Linked DNA regions of Mus musculus: region 1 is linked to region 2. Evidence: chromatin contacts called from ENCODE Hi-C or POLR2A ChIA-PET data. All regions are on one chromosome and are shown on one strand. Each heading gives the region's core, a stretch centred on a gene start or an enhancer-like site at or near the end of the contact. The rest is flanking DNA. Distances are from core to core; before and after follow the strand shown. Region 1 overlaps Myh10 (myosin, heavy polypeptide 10, non-muscle). Region 2 overlaps Myh10 (myosin, heavy polypeptide 10, non-muscle).

Region 1 (6,940 bases), core at 3,401-5,900, 35 kb after region 2:
TTTTTAATGAAATTGTCAAGTAGCAATATTTGACCGTAAAATCACTTTCATCTTATAAAACGTGTGAATTTGGGACCAGGAGAATGCTGAGCTCTAAACCCGTCTCAGAAGTTGCTTTTAAAACTGTCACCAGGCTGGGCTGTGATAATCCACAGCAGGAGTCCTGCCTGCAGTTCTAGCTGACACTGAGTAAGCCAACTGCAAGCCCAGAGTGGAAGCAAAGACCAGAATGGGTCAGACGGCACAGCCCACAGTGAGAACACCCCAGAACTCTGTGACCTTGGGGGGCACTGAGGGTGCTGAGGAAGGCGAGCCAACGCTGTGGGTTAGATCTGTTCAGTCTTATGTTTATGCTGGTCTTCCCTTACTGCTGCCGAAGGCTGGGAAAGGCCAAGGCAGAAGGATCACACCAATTTAAGGTCAGCATGGGCTTCACAGTGAGACTTGGTTTCAAAACAACAGAAAAATTAGCAATGTGCCCTCTCCAAAAGTCTCTGGAGGAGGAGTCAGGGCTGGATGAGGGCCCTCAAGGGAGCAGCTTCACCCAGCTCTGCTCCTGTGAGTCTTGATCTCTGGGCATTTGTTCGTGCTGGCAGGATCCAGTACAGAGCCCCTCTCTGATGACTTCATCTTAGTAAACTAGCGGCTCGCTCATCATGTTCCCACCATAGCACTAAAATGTTCCTGGCTCTGTCACTCCTGTGTTGTGAAGTAGCCTTTGGTTGAGCTTCTTAATTGAACTGAGGTGGCAAAGGTCTCAAACTCTCTTCTCAGAGCCCACCCACCCATCCATCCACCATGGCTATGTATTTAGTCTTTGAATTTGTGAATATTCTGTAGCCCAGTCTTTCTCTTCTCAAAACCTGTTTACGTATCTGAGAAACTAAGGGGAAGGTGACAGGCTTAAAGATGGAAAAGTGAGGCGCTGTGTTTGGCAGTACTCTCCTGGGACACAGTGAAAAGTCTAGGGACAGATTTCGGGTGGCTGTGACATACTAACCTGTAAGGGAAGACCAGCTGTCCTGCAGGCTCATACAGATGCTGTGCTTCCAAGTGTGTGGTAGCCAGGGCTACATAGACCCTGCCTCAAAAACAAAACAAAAAGCAACAGAACAAAATGTAGTCATAGTGTTGGGGAAATATGTTTTCAAGCTTTTAAGGAAAGAAAATGAAACTGCAGTAAAGAGATTTTTGAAAAGCACCGAACAACATATGGGAAAACAGTGACAGGGATTCCTAGCAGCAAACATGGAGGTCCAACGGGCATCAGCTATAACCTGAAGGAATGAGCTTCCTATAGATAGTTTGGAAGTCCAGATTTCTGAAGAGAAAGCAGACACATGGGATACAAGCACACTAAGCTTGAGGACGGCTCCTCGGAGTTACTGACGGCTGAAGGCAGGGACCGGACCCAGACCAGGCTGGAGTATAATCATCCGCCCTGGCAGTGGTTTGTCCCAGTGGCCTTCACACATAGACACATAGACAGCACTGTTGGGCTTTGAGCCTTCGCGTCCCAGATCGCAGCTGACTGATCTGAAAAGGTACCAAGAGAGAGAAATAACACAAAACGTCGGAAGTGCCAGGAAGGGAGTTTTAATTGCTGGCAGAGACTTCCCCTACCACCTTCAATCCTGCATGAAGAGACGCCATCTTAAGATACAGTAGCAGCTACTAATTCGACTAAGACTCAGACTTGCCTTAATTTATGGGGGGAAATTATTTTAGACATGTGTTTAAAACATGACAGAGGATTTTCTGACTCCAAAAGCAGCCCTATCCAGTGAGGCATAAAAAAAGCCGGGTAAAATGGTGCGTGTGGACTGTAATCCCAGAGAAATCACAAGGCCACCCTGAGCTACATAGTGAGACATCTCAGACACTTTCAAAGCTTTAGAGGAAGCTCCTCATAGAAAAGCACTAGGACGGCAAAAACCGAGCTCCCGCTGAGTCAGCAGACTTACCCAGTGGTCACAGCACCCGTTCTGATGCCATCTGAGCTTGGGGATTGGTCAGCCTCAGTCTGCTTAAATGATCGTTTTCAGTGAGTGGGTTTGGTTGTCGGTTGTTTTTTTAGCTTGAGTTTTATCTCCACTGCAAAGTTCAAGGAGCAATATTTCCATACCGCATCTGGCTGACTGATAGTTGACAGGCATACGTGCGTCTTGGGGTCAAGAGGAGCATGGGAAGCACCCTAGGTTTTTGTTTTGTCTGTTGTTGGTTGGTTGGTTGGGTTTTTTGGTTGGTTGTTTGGTTGTTTGGTTTGGTTTGGTTGTGGTGATAGTTGTGGTTGTGATTTGGGTTTTTTCTTTTTGTTTTTGTTTTTTTGTTTTTTTGAAATAGCGTCTCTCTACTTAGCCCTGGCTATAATGGGATTCACTACATAGACCAGGCTGACCTAGTGCTTGATGTTCAAGGGGTACAGTTGCTATGGCTACATGAATAGCAGTTGTCTGTTTTCTTTGTTTTTGTTTTTAAAATCAAACCCACATTAACTCATAGCATCCCCAGCCTCGGCTGATAGACAAGCAGTCAGGCTGGACCACCACCGTCACATAAGTCCCAACATCTACCTGACAGGAAGAAGCCAGGGAACAGTAGCCCCTGAGTGTGGGGAGGGAGGGAGGGAGAGGCCTGCCTGCCTGGTCAGTTCTCCACTAGTACTGGGGGTTGAGAAGGAGGGCTGTCTCCTTAAATCAGTCAGCCAACCTTTCTGCTTCCTGGGGTTGTCCTAAAAATGTCTAACTGCTAAAATTCTTCTAACAAATTGGCTCTAACTACCAATTCCCTCCTGGTTGTAAATCTGTAATTGTAGGGTACATATCATAAAGATGTGTTATGAGGCTGTTTCTGGGAACTCACAGCAGGTCAGTATTCCACTGCTGAGGTGGCTGCAGGGGACCTGTGGCTTGCCTGTCACCTGCTGGCTGGAGGCCCTTGTGAGAGAATGGAGCTTATATGCTCTGCAGCCCTGAGACAGTCATTAGGCTTCCCCACTCTCTGGCTTTTATTAGCCACAATAAATTTCAAATACTTAGTAAGCACTAATATTTTTGGCAGATTGAAAAAAGTCTTTGAAAACATCTTGTTCCTCCTTGCCTCCGAGGTTGTCGTCCCTGGGAAGAGCTGGTTAAGGATCCTGACAGGAGACAACATTATCGCCCTTAGGAAACTGGTGCTGGCAGTCTATAGCAAGAGAGATGAGAAATCCCTTTTTTCTTTTAAATTATGAATATAAACCCATCTAATTCCTGACTGTTTAAGCTTATAGGGTAATAAATTATAGTTCAGAACACTTGCAATTGTTGCACTGTTCTAGGGAACCACATAATAGATCCAGAGCCCACCACCAGCCCTAACGTGGCGAGGCGTGGCAAAGGAGTGGGCCCCGTGCTGTGGCTTGCTGCTGCTGGCTCTTGTGTCTCATCATTTACATAAGAAAAGCCCTTTCCTTATCAGAGTTTAATGAAGTTATACATTTAGTGATGTGCTAAGGGTCATTTAATGATAGGTTTTTCTTAGTGCTGGGACCCAACTCTGAATTTTAAATGGTAGATTTTAAAAAGACAAAACAACCTGAGAGTCTAAAGCATTGGCTTTTGGCAAACCTGAGTCATTTTTTAAAAGTAATCCAGAGCTATTGAATTGGAAATGAGGCAGATGGTGGTGGTGGTGCTAATGTGATTGGATCCTTGGACAGTGTTGGTAATCTGGGCACCATCCCTCCTTTGCGACAAGGTGACCTGTTGTTTTGGTAAGCTTTGTTGTCCTCCAGCATCTATTAAGTAGCTACTGGGTGCCAGCACCATGCACCTAGCCTGCACTGGGAAGGCAGCAGCACTCATCCTGGCTGTGGTCAGAGATCACAGTGACCGTGGGGACAGTCCCCATGGCCCTGAGAGTAGCTGCGGAAATGTCCTCTGGGGAACGCTAAGTCAAGGAGAGAGGCTACCTAGAGCAGTGTGGGGTGTTTTCTCGGGTTTGTCTGCTGAGATGTAAAGGTCAGGAGGGAAAGCCTCTGCACTGTGAGCACTGCGGGGACCAGAGCCTAAGGAGCTCTCAGGAAGCTACGGAATGGGGAGTTAGCCATGTGAGCAGAAAGGATGGATAAGTCCTTGTATCTTGGAGCTTGCCACAGTCTGGCTGGCTGAATGCAAGGTTGTGTGGGAAAGTGGGCAGAGAATACCAGCGGTGAGCACAGAGCAGGCTAGCTACTGCCTCACTGCAACGTGCACCTCCTTGTCTCGCTTTCAGAGGAAGGAGCTGGGGTTTGTTGCAGTTGGAACCTACCACAAATCACACGCTCACTGCTGGCAGTGTCTCGGACTCTGGCTAAAGTTATGCTAACACTTGGACATGTGTGACAGGAGAGGATTAGTGAGGTGGAAGGCCAGAGGAAAGACCCCTAGCGGAGTGTCAGAATCTGTTATCAGAAAGGGCAGAGTCCTGGCAAGAATGGGAAGTTGGGTGGGCAGCTGGATACAAGTACTCAGTGCCTCCCAGCTCCCACCGGGAGTGAGCAGCGCTCACACTGGGACACATGGGGTAAGGCACGGATGAGTGTTGTTCTTATCTGTCCGCTGTCCTCTTTTTCCCTTTTCCAGCCCAGAGTGGTCCCAGGCCCTCATCTGTTTCAGTTTCCCCAGGGGCGCCTGACCTTGAACAACTTGTTGATAATCCCCAATTTATCTATGTTATCCCAGCCTTCCTTAGCAGCAGGCTGCAGCATTCAGCCCGCCCTAGGCAGCTCACTCCATGTCTCTCCATTTTACCCATGACCTCATCCACCAGCCTCTCACCTCAAGCCAGAACCCTAGGAACTGCCCTCAACACGTCGCTTTTTCATACTGAATTAATCATGATCTTCTGTCAGAATATACTTGGACTTTTCTTAGCCATCTCATCTGTGATGTCATTCGTTCGGGCTGCCATCGTCCCAGGAGCAAGCCTGGGCCTTTCTGCCTTCCTGCTGGCTCTGCTCACTGCTCCTCCCTGGCCCCCTCCTGCCCTGCACTTGTTCACCTACTGCCTCTCTGCAGTCTTCATGCATTAAGTGGCAGCGCCCGGAGAGAGATCTCTTAGATCTCTTACCTGCGTTCCCCACTTTGAGATGTAAATATATTTAAAAGTATACTTTGTTCTTTCCCTAACACATGAACTAAGAATGTTAGGTGTCATCATGAGAGCAGATGCAGGATTGTAAAAGCAGATACAACAGGGACTTGATAAGAGTTTGTGGAAGGCAGATAAGACTTTTATGACGTCCAGCTGGGAGAAAATACATGGATCTGTGCTAGGTAGCCAGGCATATGCAATTTAAACTCCTAAATGAACTCTCTTGGCTGAGAGGTGTTGGGAGAAAAGAAGAGGGCTAACTCATTTCTTGTCACATCCTAGACGGGTTTCACATGAGTGTAGGTCCCGAGAGAGTACCAAGATAGATGGATAGGTAGAAGAGAGGTCATCTTGGATCACAAGACTGACTGAGCTGGGGGGCCACTGGAAAGGCTGGAAGTGGGCGGGGCCCTTAAGGCCAGAAGTGAAGAGTCTAGGAGGCTGCTGTGATGGCAACAGGTAAACATTCAGGGTCAAGAAAAACAAGCACAGGTAGTGCCCATTGCCTTAGCAATGGGTGGGTCACTGCCTGGGCAATGCTAGGGGGTGGAGGGTGGGGTGAAAGAGGTGGCCTAGCAGCCAAGTGTCCGAACACTGGGGAGATAGTGGAGGAAGGCGACAGGGACCAAACATGTCAACTGTAGAAAGAAGCAGGGCTCTGGTGATGCAGACAAGAAGTGGACTGATGCAGAGGTGATGGAGGCTCAGCATTTACCGGACAGGAAGGGGTGGTTGGTACTGCAAATGAAAGAAACGAGTGAGTCCTCTGTGGTACTGGACTCCAGGCCACTGACTGTAGCTTTGGGGGAGCAGCTTACGTGCATGGACCTAGGAGCCACACCGCTCTTCCTCATCCATCCTCCAGCTTCCATTCCAGACCCGCCTCGAGGGCTCTCACTCCTGGGCCAGGAGCTCCTTTTCTGCAGAAACCTCCGTGGAAGTCTAGAGTCACCTGAGAGCTTGCACATAGAGTCCCTACCCAGGGCCAGATCCCCAGAGAAATGGGGTGGCTGTCAGGGTTGAGGAGAATATCAGTAACAGGTCAACCCATATTCTGACTTCTTTAAACTATTCAAGAAAGCACATGGCATCTTAGGAAACAGGCATGCTAGTGGCGGCTCCTTCATGGTCTCACCATTAGGAGGGCCTGCTGTGTGGATATGTAAAAACACCACGTGCTTTAATGATCAGGAATGTCTAAGGAAGCTCAGTCCGTGGTTTTCTGCAGTCTTTCCCATTCTGTGGTTTTGCATCACTTGCACTTTGAGGAGACGGCTGAGGTTCACACATTGCTCAAACTCAGAGTGATGTAATCTTCCTGCACTGTTCCCCGGGCTCAGATGACTGGCTCAGTACGTGTGCTGGCTCAGGGCAACTCTGGTCTGTATAACCTGAGCGCATCCACTGAGTGGATCCGTGCAGTCGCTCACCTTTATGTGTATTAGGAGCCATTTCTTCTTGCGAGACTTTTCCCAGCATCAGTTTGTGTATCAATAATGCCAGCCAGAGATCCTTCCATTTGCCAAGTAATGGCAGATCTCACACAGGCAGAACGTAGCAGACAGTGGGTCCCTGAGCCTAGTGCAGTGGACAGCACCTACCCCAGTGTGGTAGGTGGGACTTGTAGGCACTGCAAAATCCTGCCCTATAAGTGTGTGGCTGTAGCTCCACGGCTTGTGCAGTGTCTGAATGTGCTGACTGCCTTTCCTAGACGGCACCTCTACCATCTGTTCACAAAGCTTATGCGCTGAACTATCACTGTCTCCCCTTCCTCCTCAGTCACACTCGGGTCACAGCCGTTTTCTCTCTCCTCTCCCCTCCCCAG
Region 2 (6,722 bases), core at 4,190-6,689:
TGGGAGTGAAGCCAGAGTGTCTGCTGTCTCCTGGTGGAGGTCTCCGTCTGTTGTGCTCCCACGTTTCCAGGGCTCTTCTTGTCCTCTGCATCAGAACACTGCTGGGCTTCTTGTTCGCTTCTCTTTCCCTTTACTTGTTTCCTTCTTCTACATGTATGGGTGCGTATTCACCACTTGCATGCCTGGTGCCCATGGAGACCTGAAGAGGGCATCAGCTCCCCTAAAGTTGGAGTTTCTAGACAGTTGTGAGCCACCATTTAATGTTATGTGGGTGCTGGGAATTGGGCCCCTAACCTCGAGAAGAACAGCCAGTGGTCTTTCCCATGAGTCTCCTTACCCAGCGCTCCCTCCTTTAGGGTGTTTTTCACTTCTCAGCCTCTGTCTATCAAGATGTGTCATTTCCCGTTGTGTTTTGAGTTTTGTTTCTCCCAAGCGTATTGTATTCTATTGTTTCTCTAGTCTCTGAGTAACATAAGAAATCCGTTTTGCTGTCTGCTACTTCCTCTTGGTATCTCACCATCATCATCATCTTCCTCGATTTCACTGCCAGCCACGATTCTAGATGCTTATGTGCTAGTTCAGTTCTACAAAGTAACTTCTTCCCAATTTGTATAGTGAGTCTCAGATGAGCAAGTAACTTAGCTAGAGCACTACAGGTAGGTACTGTGTTTCTGGTCTTCCCCTTTCTATTTAACAACAGAGATAAGTACATATATAAAGGGGAGAGGCTTACTCCGGCTCATGGTCTCATCCCCTGCTTGGTTGGCTCCATTGTTGACAGTGCAGAGAGCATGCATCACAACAACATCCCCTTCAAAGACATACCATGGTGACTTAATTTTCTTTCACTAAGTCTCCTTCCTAACTGCCAGTGTTGCCGTGAGTTAGAAACCAAGCTTAACATAGAGGGGCACTCAGTGTCTCATGGTAAAGATTTAAATCTAAACAGATCATACTTATTCCATAGTTCAAGGTCTTAACCACTGTATCGTCATTGAAGATTACAGACTTAGGTTCTGGGTTTCAAACTCTGGCCCTTACCAAGCTTTTTACCCATTGGGCTATCTTTTTGGCCCCAAAAGCAGCATTTCATATAGCAGAGCTCCATGAGACTTGACAGTATGGGAGTTGCCTCAGACATAAGCTTATGTATTGAAGTACAGTTATGTAAATGAGATGGGAGCAAGAGCTTGGGCAACTACAGAGACACGAAGATGAGCAGTAACAGTCATAATGGTTTTCAAAACAAATCATCATCAGGCTAAATGAAAAGCTTATTTCTTGAGCATAATAAAAAAAATTTACCTACTTGCAACCAACAGCCAATAGATTAGCAGTGAAACACTACTTTGAATAAAGTTAACAACAAAAAGAGTAAACTGTTTTATGGCTATTAAGAAATAATACTTTAGTTGCTGCAGAGGTGGCTCAGCAGTTAAGGGCACGGGCTACTCTTCTAGAGCAGTGGGTCTCAACCTTCCTAATGCTACGACCCTTTTATACAGTTCCTCAGGTTGTAGTGGCTCCCAACCATAAAAGTATTTTCATTGCTACTTCACAACTGTAATTTTGCTACTGTTATGAACTGTAATATAAATATCTGATATGCAGGAGATCTGATATGTGACCCATATGAAAAAATTTTCAACCTCCTCCCTCCATCTTCAGTCAGCAGGTCTGGGAACATACCAAGCTTTTTTCTGCTTGGTGCTATTGCATGTGTCTCTCCATCTGCCTAGATGCTTTCTGGTCTTCTCATCTGCTAGTTCTTAGTTGTCTTGGAGAAGGTACCTGGCATATGAAGATGGCTGGCCCTTCTCAGGTTTCTCCCTCCAGTGTCTGTCTCATCTCTTTCAGAGAATTCATCATGGTCTGTAGTCATTTTCTTCCCTTGTTTGTTTGTGTCCCATCCCCCATACTTGAGCACTTAGAAGAATGGCTGACCCATAGAAGTTGGTTTATAAGTATTTGTGAATGGCTGGATAAAGGCATAAAAAAATCATTACAAGCCAGTGGTAGCCAGATCGTTAATATGGTGATGGAAGGACATTACTAACAGGAACACTGAAGCAAGGCGAGTGTGGCCTGCAGTCATTCATCTGTTCAACAGTATTCACCAGACTGAATTTGCTAAGCTGGATACTGGGCTATGACAGACAACTAAACGTCCTCTCTGCTTATTTTGAATGAAAGAAGAATTTCCCAAGAGATAAAATCACCATTTTCCTTAAAGTCACATTCTGCTGGTGCTGTTTGTCTCACCCACTACTTTGGGTGGTGGGTCAGCTGGGTTGCAGGACGGTGGATCAAGTACAGTGGAGCAAAGTTATTTAAAGTTTGCCTATGAAAGGAACCCCAGAGACTATTTTTCTTTTATCTTTTTGTTTTCCAAAGAGGTGCTGATGGTTGCTAATTGTATTTACAAAATCCAGCATTGTGGTGCTGGCCTTGAATAGGCAAAGAGAAACAAGTAGGCAAGGTGAAGATCATGCCCCAGATGGCTGGAGACGCCACACTGGAATGTGAGCCAAGTCAGCTGGGCATGGGAATTACATTTTCTCAAACTATACTTTTCTTTCAGGTTGACTAAAGATTCAGGTATAAAATCTGAAAAATTTCAAATGTCTAGAAGAAAATGCAGAGAGATGTAATAATACAAATTACATAATATGAGAATTTAGAAGGATGTAATAATCTTAAATGCAGGCTTTCAAATGTGGGCAGAAACCTTAATAAAAGTTCGGTAGGTTTGAGTACTTAAGTCTTAGAAACTCCGAGGAGAAGCAGAGGCGGCCAGTGTATTAGTCAGGGTTTTCTAAAGAAACAGAGCTGATCATGTGTTTGTATGTAAAGATTTATCAGAGAGGCTTGCAGGCTGTGGTCTGTGCAGCAATGGCTGCCTCCTGATGGAAAGGCTGGGCATCCAGTATCATTCACTCTTGTAGGCTGGATGTCTCCGCTGGTCTTCAGTATATGTGGAATCCCCAAGAAGTGGGTTCTAATACCAATGAATAATGCCCCAGCAGCAGAGTGGATGGATCTGTCAGCAAGAGTAAGAACAAGCAGGCAAAAGACAAAGCTTCCATGCTCTCATGTGGGCCGCCACGAGAAGTGGAGCCCAGATTTTGGGTGTTTGCTGACTCCAGTGTTTCAGATCTAGGGTGGGTCTCCCACCCCAAATGATCGACTGGAGAAAAATCCCCCACAATTGTACTCAAGTTGCTTGGGGTTTAGTTGATCTCCAGATCTATGTAGTCAAGTTGACAACCGAGATTAGCCATCACACTTAGCAAGCGCGCAGTGTGGCTGTAAGTGAGTGAGTGAGTAGGTGGTTTGTGTCGAGGATCACCAGACTTTGGAACTAGGAGGGAGCCGATCCATTGCCTACATCTTTCAGTTGGGATACTGAAGCTCCGAGGTCCTTTACTACCCTGGTCCGTGTGGCTAGACAGGAGGATCTATGCCCAGCTGTAAGCCGGCTGGGAACTTGAGGAGTGGGCAGCTCCAACAGTATGGTTTAGTATAACTCCAAGGAGAGGAGTCGGGATTTGCTGGAGAGCAGAGTGGCAAGACACCGCACTGAGACTGCACTGTGTGCTGGTGAGCTGCGCCTACAATTCCTTGCTATAGTTATATATAATGATCTTGTATATGTAATTTATAAAGGTATACTTTATATATAACATTTTATTTAATATATGTGATTATTAAAAGAGTAAACCATTGCTTGTTGTCTGGAGACCTGAACTATTCTGAGCAGAGGAGCGAGAACCTGGTTCTCTGTATGTCAAGCTTAGTTCATACTGTGTGAGGTTATGTGGGGTCAGACACAAACCAGGAGGTCAGGAGCCCTGTGTGAGGCCATACCAGTGGGAAGGTTTTCTCCAGGTGCAGCATGGGCTCGGCCCTGGGAAGGCTCAGTGCTTTGATGAGCGCCAGAGCCCAGCAGGCTGCCCAGCTGTCAGGTCCTTCAGACTGAGTCAGCAGTGGGGTGTTGGTTTCTGTCAGTTCAGGTCTCAGATGCACTTATTGAGGTTGTTTGTTGTTTGTTTTTCTCTTTTTCCATGACAATTCTAATACATTTCTGTTTGCTCATGGAAGCTCTTATCCCTAGAAGCAGAAAGAAATCTGTTTTGTATATGTTTCTATGTTGTCTCACCAGTACTACCAATGACTATTTGTTTAGTTATGTTCCTTTTTTCCCCCCAAGACAGGGTTTCTCTGTGTAGCCCTGATAGTCTTGGAACTCACTTTGTAGGCCAGGCTAGCCCAAGAGATCTGTCTGCTCCTGCCTCCTGTGTGCTACTACTAAAGGTTGCTATGCCCATCTTAATCACATACTTAAAAATTAGTTTTCTTACGCATGGTGGCTTAAGCCTTCAATCCCAACACTTGGGAGGCTGAAGCAGGAGGATCACTGTGATTTCAAAATGCTAGTCCCATTGTAAGTTCTAGGCCAGCTAGCCTTGGCTATAGTAGGAGACTTTTAAAACCACAAAAACAAACACACATGAAGACAGTGCTTCTGTGTGCTCATAGAAATGGTGGGGAAGTGAAAGACAGGCAAAAGTCACTTCTCCTCCGCAATCCAGAGCTCATTTTTAGTGCACATTTTTAATGCATTCTAAGAAAGAAAATGATTTCCAAGGTGGTTCAGTGGTGATAACAAGGTTTCTAAGAGTTGATAATTTAAAAACAATAATACATTTTCTTGTCTATTACTACTGTTACCCATAAGTTTTCTGCTGCTTTCTCTTTTTTTTTCCTTTCCCTAAATCATCTTCTGCTCAGTTTCATTATCAGTTGTAATTTTGGAACTCATGTGCTCAGCTTTCTTTCTAAAGTAGCTGGTGTTGCTATTTCTTTTAGGGGTGAATCGGGTGCCGGGAAGACAGAAAATACCAAGAAAGTCATTCAGTACCTTGCCCACGTTGCTTCTTCTCACAAAGGAAGAAAGGACCATAATATTCCTGTAAGTCTTTGTGTTGTTGCTTTCTGTCTGCATTTCATTCTTTTATAATAGCAGAGACAAACGGCAACCGTAGCTGCTCCATACGCTGCTCTGGCAAGCAGCTCCTGGCCACACACCCAGCAGCCTCACTCTTCCTTCCATTCAGGAAGAGCCAGGCAAATACAAGGAAATTAACTAGGCTTTCTCATGAGGCAAATGGGAATTATGGCTGTGGCTTGAAGCCCAATTTATAAATTAATGAGCAGTGCCTATGAAGATTTATGTCAACCAAACGAGTGTCTGTGAATAACTTTATGGCTGCTGCCTATAGCAGTTCTGGGGTTAGGGGAGGTCTGTGGGAGAATCAATGGAGGATAAAAAAGATAAAAACACAAAGTATGGGTGTCAGTGAGCCTCTCGGGTTTTGAGATGTGTGGTAGTTTTGGCAAGCCTGTGTGTGCCAGCCAAACCAGCTCCTGCTGCCCGCTGGCTTGGTGCTTTGTGCTAATGTCTGCTTATCTGTTTGTAATGAGCAGCAGGAATCGCCTAAGCCCGTGAAACCCCAGGCAAGTGACTTTCTTTGTGCTTCTCAGTCTTGAGTGCCTGTGCTGATTTCTGTCTTTGGATAGAGCCTCTCCTAGAAACAAGTAGCACTCTTGGCTCTGAGCAGAGTCTGTGCTAAAACGAGAGTCAATGTTGGAAATGTATCGCTGCCATCTTACTCTCCCACGCGAAGCAGCATGCGCTTGTGCTTTCTTTCCTTGCGTGTTCCAGATAGATCTGAGCAGCTCCCCTCTTACCGTGACACTGAAGCGCATGTGTATGAAGTCTTTAAACTTAAGATGATTTCATCTGGCATCTCAGGTGGAATTATCTTACTATTTAACAAGCACATGAAAACTTTTGTTTTGTGCTGTACATTACATTTTAAATTTGGGATACAACCTTGAAAGTTGTACCCTTGGGGATACTCCATTTCTAACCTGTTAAGTTTTTATGGCATTGTATAATTTATGCCTGTGTGTTTTAGCCCAAAGGCTTGCCTTGTTGTATTTAATATTCTCAATAAATTAGAATTTTCTTTGTGCTGGGCTACCTTTTAATCCCAGAATTCCCAACATTGAACAAACCACAGACCAGAGCTGGCTTCCATTCCCTGCTTCCTAGGAGTCCTTGAGGAGCAGGACATGGCTTTGGACATGATCCTCACCAGGGCACTGCAGCAGCTTTGATTTGTCTGTCTTCCTCAAGCATGACGATGTCGTTAATTTAAAGCAAGAAGCGGTGCTGTTGAGTCATGGTTGATCTATTAATACACACAGAAAAGGTCATACAGACCTACATAGCCACAAGAACTGTCACAGGTACTGAGATTCCCAAGTATCTTTCTTAACATTGAAGGTGAGAGAAACTGTCCATCCCAGAGCTCTGTCTACCTGTGAAGGCCTGGGATGCTCTTCGTGACTTCGAGCTCTCCAGGCCAGCAGCAGAGCTTGGAAAAGTTACTGAAGGAAGAATGGTCATGCTATGGGATATGTAGAGGTGTCTTTGGTAGTTAGAGGAGGAGGATGCAGACAAGAACCCAGCTTTTCTTTGTGCATTTGAGGTGCACTCTATGACCTTTTAATCGGCCTGAGCCTGAGATAGCATTAAATAAGCAAGATAAGGAGTTAGATTTTCCAGGTTCTTTGAAACACAGGAGCCATTGCCATTTACATTTTGTTTAGATGTCATTTTAAACTACCGGGCATCCCAGTTGTATGTGAGTAGC

The links. A loop is a pair of places that touch in the nucleus more often than their neighbours do. ChIA-PET counts read pairs that join two places held with the same protein, here RNA polymerase II (POLR2A).
Region 1: a loop to region 2 is called in a map of CH12.LX, with 2.0 times the contacts of the local background. The contact joins two enhancer-like sites. A Hi-C loop is called at or near these places in 2 of 37 maps with a recorded cell type or tissue (CH12.LX and v-Abl transformed pro-B cells). POLR2A ChIA-PET finds 5 or more read pairs at or near these places in 1 of 5 experiments (embryonic stem cell).

Annotation. Positions count from the first base shown.
Region 1 is chr11:68,776,166-68,783,105 of GRCm38, forward strand. All of the region lies in intron 15 of Myh10 (myosin, heavy polypeptide 10, non-muscle), which reads left to right. Among named protein-coding and RNA genes, the nearest start is that of Ndel1, 73 kb to the right of the region's middle. Within about 2 kb of position 4,651, at least 1 of the 3 ENCODE cell types and tissues checked has a DNase peak (open chromatin) inside an H3K27ac peak, as active enhancers do.
Region 2 is chr11:68,740,448-68,747,169 of GRCm38, forward strand. It overlaps Myh10 (myosin, heavy polypeptide 10, non-muscle), which reads left to right. Exons shown (of 41, transcript NM_175260.2): 5 at 4,870-4,972. Among named protein-coding and RNA genes, the nearest start is that of Myh10, 52 kb to the left of the region's middle. Within about 2 kb of position 5,440, at least 2 of the 3 ENCODE cell types and tissues checked have a DNase peak (open chromatin) inside an H3K27ac peak, as active enhancers do.